Linked DNA regions of Homo sapiens: region 1 is linked to region 2. Evidence: chromatin contacts called from ENCODE Hi-C or POLR2A ChIA-PET data. All regions are on one chromosome and are shown on one strand. Each heading gives the region's core, a stretch centred on a gene start or an enhancer-like site at or near the end of the contact. The rest is flanking DNA. Distances are from core to core; before and after follow the strand shown.

Region 1 (2,700 bases), core at 43-2,542, 97 kb before region 2:
TCACTTAAGCCCAGGAGTTTGCAATTACAGTGATCTATAATCGTGCCACTGCACTCCAGTGTGGGTGACAGAGCAAGAATCTATTTCAAAAAATAAAAATAAAAAAGTGAAATAGCCATATAAATAAACCACGAAATTCAGCATGGTAAGTGTTCAAGTAGATGGTTGTACAATGTATAGGTGGAGCACAGTGGAAAGAACACTTTGTTCATTTTTAAAGTATTTAAGACCTATTGTGTGCCAAACACTATGATAGGCATTGAGGGAGATGAAGGAATAAGAAAAAACATTCTTGCACCTTTTCTTTGTGTGGGGTAGAAGCACTCTTGAGAAGAAATTAATTTTGAGAATCTTCAGAAGGATTGAGAACAGTCATTATTATTCAAAAACCTCCTAACAGATCCCACTAACTCGGGCCCAGTGGTAGAAGAGAGAGACTGAGAAAGGAATGATCCCTGCCAACGCTTCTGGCCCAGAGAAATCTCTTAGCTCTCTAGGAGCTAAGCTGTGTTGGGTCAGGCAGTTATTTTTCTCTGATGTTCCAGAACATTGCAAGAACACGTGGCCAAATTTGGTTCACTTTAACAGGGGTCACTAGCAGGGCTTTCAGCAAATGTTTAACCAACAGGTTTGCATTTTACTAGCAGTATAGTTACCATAATCTCTCTTTGCTGACAGATTTGCAGATCAGAGGTCAATAGCAGCTTTGAGAATAGTTATTGATTCATGAAGTCAAATATTCCTTAGTCCTTGCCAAACATAGACGCCTTTCTTCACCCAGAGTAACTGGTACGGGGGTAGTTTTTACCTGGAGAAAAGGAATTCTTCTAAGGCCTGTTGTGTAATAGCGTTGTAACAACAATGTATATATTCCTGGCATCTGATTTCATTCAACACCCAGATTCATTGTCTTTCAAAGAATGTGTTGACTTTGCCACCACTTTAGTCATTATTTACTTTGGGATAGATAATGTGAGTCAAAACTTTAAAGGTGGTGCCCACAGCCTACAGATTAAAGAAGCTTCAGGCAGGGAGAAACTAAAGCAATGTAATGAGGAAACAGAAAAATCCCATGTCACCTTTTTAACAGCAACAATCTTGCTTTCAAGACCTGAGTTAGGATTCCTGGCGAAGCCAACACTGGCCTGATGCTCAGGATATTCTCAGGAGGCAAAGTAGATGTAGGCTGCCCCATTCAATGCATCATGTCATGCATACCGTTTCTTCCCTGAGCTGGGAAGGAAATGGGAGTAACATTTGTGATTCACAATTTTATTAATAGCATTCATTGAGCATACCAAATGTGTGATATGCATGTCATTCAATTCTCATCACACAAGCTGTCCTACACAATTGGGACTGAAAAAAGCTCTGTGTCAGCAGCTTATGACAACAGCCTTTTCAACCAGAGCCTCAGTTTATACTTGAGGAAGCTGCTACCCAGAGAGGTTAGGGACAGTTTTCAACGGCCATGCAAGGAACACCAGAACTCTGAGTTTCTGGGCCTCTCCTCTGCTCTACCCATTGCTCTGTTCATTGATAGAGAAATACCTTAGACCTGTGCTTCTCAAATCTTACCTGCATGCAAGTCCCCAGGGATCTTGTGAAAATAAAGATTTGATTCAGCAGGTCTGGGGTGAACCCAAGATTTTGCATTTCCAACAAGCTCCTGGTGGTGCCAGTGCTGTTGGTTCCTGACAGCGCTGAGTGAGAAGGCTGTAGATGATTGTGTGTTCTTCGTTGTTCTCTTCAACGTGACATTTTCAGCACCAGTGGTGCCCTTTTCTATCTTATTATATATAGATTTTGAACTAGTGGTGACATTATATTAAATATGAAATCTGCTAAAGGTTCTTGAGTTCTGAAATAATGCTAAAGGGATTCATATATAGAGCATCTTCTTAGGAAACTTTAAAGCATCTTTGAGTCATTTTTCCTTGAATGTCACTCCTGTCACCATTGAGATATGTACCAGCACTAAGGACCAAAGTGTGACAGATCAAAGCACAGCATTGATTGTGCAATCATTGGCGTACACATATAGACATTTAAAAAAATGTGACAAAGCTTTTAAATATATTTTGGGTCAACACCAAGATATATTTTTCAGAGATGCAGCAGTGTGGTAGTGGTCATTTGCCAGGGATTGGGATTCTGGATTCCAATCTCTCTGCCTCTCCCACATAGCCTTGAGAGCTGAAGCTCCAGCCCTCTAGGCCTCATGGTCCAGATCTATAGGAGAATGGTTGGAAGAGATAATCTGGAAGGCTTATTACTTTCTTGTTTTATGGTTGGTGATGATTAGCATCTTTCTTTTCTAGAATGACCTACCACAAAATGTAGAAAGCCATTTTTCCCTTTGGGTAACCAGGAAGATTTTGATGAAAACAGCTGGCAAATATAAGCCAATTATTGGCTTCTCTTAGCCTGTTGCTATAGCAGAAGGAGTCCTGAATTAGGAGGCTGCAGATACGTGCTGTGTAATATTGGGCAAATTACTCCATCTCTCTGAGTCTCAGTTTCATCATCTGCAAAATGATAGGATTGATGCTCTAAGTCTATTTTAGTAGTAATGATCCATATAATAAATGGAAACAGTTAATGAATTTCTTGAACCTGGTTTTCTTTTCTCGTTTGTCCCCAATCTTTACCCATGATGAAAGGAGTGGGTCCCCAACCATGCCCCCTATCCTTATGGAT
Region 2 (2,790 bases), core at 11-2,510:
AAAGAACACTACCAAGAAAGTGAAAGGACACCCCACAGAATGGAAGAAAATATTTGCACATTGTCTACTGACTAGGAATTTGTATCCAGAATATACATGGAATTCTTACAATTTAACAATTTTTAAAAAACAATTTAAAAATGAGCAAGGGATTTAAACAGACATTTCTTCTAAGAAGATATATAAATAGCCTGTAAGCACATGAAAAGATGCTCAGCATCATTAGTCATTAGAAAAATATAAATTAAACTCACAATTTTACACTCATGAGGATAGCTAAGATGAAAAAGACAGAAAATAAAAAGTATTGGTGAGGATGGGGATAAATTGTAACTCTTATACATTGCTAGTGGGAATGTAAATGGTGCAGCCATGGTGGAGAACAGCTGGGCAGTTCCTCAAATGACTTTCCCTCTTACTCCATGTTCCCACATGGGGGACAACCATCACTGTAATACTTCCGGTATCTTTCTCCATTCACTTCCCCCCAAGACACACACACACACAAATGAGACAGACAGACATGGGCTGGGGATGGAGGCTTCTTCCCTTCTGACCAGGGGCTTTGCCTCTCTTATCGTGGGAGTGAACCTGGCCTTGGAAGGAGATGAATTATAATGGAAAACGGAGAGGGAAAAAATACAGAAGACCACCCTATAGTGGCCTCCCCAGGCCTGTTTTCTATTTAGGCATTCACTTTCCTCCCAAGGGCCTCTGTGTCGTGGGGCCAAATTCTGTTCTTTGCTAAATGGCCTAGGATTTCCTCTTGGTATCACAGGCTTCAAAGTCTCCTGGTGCGTCACACTCAACTTCCTGTCCCCCGGCCAGATTTCTGTCCTGATAGCAGGGTGTTTCCTGGGCCCTCTCACTGCCTGCCTCCCTCAGCTTTGAGAGGCTGACTGGCCTGTGGACCATTTCCTCGACCTGTCCTTCCTCTCCAGTGTCTCTGAGCCCACCTTCTCACCTGGTCACAGTTCCTGCTTCCTGCCAGTGCCCTGAGTCTAGTGACTGCAGCCCCTCCTCTGGTCACTTCCTCCCACGAGGTTCTGCCTTGGAACCCCTGGTCCTGGCCTCTCCCTGTATCTCCCCACTCCCCTTCTCTGCAAAGCCCTGGCAGGAGGAACTAGGACAAAGGGACTAAATGGGAAGGGCTAAGAACTCTGGGAGACAAAAGGAACCTTTGTTTTCATCTGCTCTCTGCTTCTGGCCAGCCCCTTTGCAGAGCTGTGCCATCCACCGTCATGTTCACATTCACCCCCTGATCCACAGCACATGGCCTGGCCTTCCCTGCCATCTGTCCAGCAGCAGAACTGCCTGGCTGTGCTCATTGCAGACTGTAAATAAACCAGTAGTCTCCACTTCTAAGGGAAAACCAGAGCACAGAAATTATGTTAATTCCATTCCTAACCCATTTACATGCATATATTAATATGAATCATGTTACTGCTCCAGCTGTTTCATTATTACAAATACTCTTTGGTGATAAAACCATCAGGTACAAAAAACAAACAGCTCTCCTTCTAGCCTCCGCCCTTTCACAACTGCCAACTCAATCTTGCTTAACTCTACCAGAAAATCTGCTATAGCCATTAGGAATTTAAAGCCCCCCAATAATTTAGTTTCTTTCAAATGGATATTAACTGTCATGTTCCAAGGAAAATGTCAGAAACAACAGGCTATGGTAGCTGGTTGGTGCTGGAAGTTATTTTAGAAGAACTTGAATCCCAAGCACACAAGTTCATATGCTCACTAAGATCAATGCATGTCACACTCTAATGAGTGTTGGATCTTACATAATCGTTGAGCAGATGGGCTGTAGCCATGATTTTGTGCAAATGTAAATTATCCTCTAAATGAGATGTGCTTGAAAAAGATACACCAGGCTCAAATTTCCAAACACAGAAGGGAAAAAACAACTCACCAAAGCCCCATTATTTACTCAGCTGGTTTTGAATGCAAGTCTCCTAGCCAATGTTTTGAAAAATTTATCCCACAGTCTTAAGAAAAGGGAGAAGTCAAGGGCTCTGCACATTTCATCTTCCTTTCCCAGCCTCCAACAGCAAGGCATCTGCGGAGAGAGAGGAATTTCGCTATTTATTGTAAGGTACAGTCCAGGAAGGTTCACATTCTAATCCTTTTTTTTCTTTAATATATTTTAAATGGAGGTGTAATTAACACACAGTGAAACGTGTAGCCCTTAGATGTTTCAGACAAATAAACTTTGACAATTGTAAATGTCCATGTAACCAACACTCAAAACAAGATATAGAACATTTTCATCGTGCCAGAAAAGTTTCCATCCCTACCCTCAACCGGGAAACTGCTGATTTTCTTTCTGTTACTATAGAATCAGTTGTGTCTGTTTTAGAATTTCATGTATGTAGAAGCATACAGTAAGAACTCTTTTGCTTTTAGCTCCTTTCATTCAAATAATGTCTTTGAGATTCATTCAGCTTGTTGCATGTATTTATAGTTTGCTTTTTAAAAAAATTTGCTGAATATATTTCATTGTTCCATGAATGTATTCTATTACTGGAATTAGAATCCAATGATGGAATGTATTTTATTATTCCATTATTCCACTGAATAGACTAAAATGTGTTTATCCATTTACCTATATCTGGACATTTGGATTATTTCCAGTTGTTGGTGCTAATTCAATGGGGAAAGGAAAGTCTTTTTAACAATATTGCTGGAACAACTGGATATATGTGTGGAAAAAAATGAGCTCCAATCCCTATCTCACTCCATTTATCAAAGTTAATTCAAAATAGATCATACACCTAAATG

The links. A loop is a pair of places that touch in the nucleus more often than their neighbours do. ChIA-PET counts read pairs that join two places held with the same protein, here RNA polymerase II (POLR2A). Pooled maps may share reads with other maps.
Region 1: a loop to region 2 is called in a pooled map, with 1.8 times the contacts of the local background. The contact joins two enhancer-like sites. A Hi-C loop is called at or near these places in 1 of 168 maps with a recorded cell type or tissue (Calu3) and 3 of 50 pooled maps. POLR2A ChIA-PET finds 5 or more read pairs at or near these places in 2 of 52 experiments (BJ and PC-9).

What each region holds. Positions count from the first base shown.
Region 1 is chr18:58,011,888-58,014,587 of GRCh38, reverse strand. No RefSeq gene overlaps it. Among named protein-coding and RNA genes, the nearest start is that of NEDD4L, 31 kb to the left of the region's middle. Within about 2 kb of position 1,292, at least 4 of the 41 ENCODE cell types and tissues checked have a DNase peak (open chromatin) inside an H3K27ac peak, as active enhancers do.
Region 2 is chr18:57,914,546-57,917,335 of GRCh38, reverse strand. No RefSeq gene overlaps it. Among named protein-coding and RNA genes, the nearest start is that of LINC01897, 46 kb to the left of the region's middle. Within about 2 kb of position 1,260, at least 5 of the 41 ENCODE cell types and tissues checked have a DNase peak (open chromatin) inside an H3K27ac peak, as active enhancers do.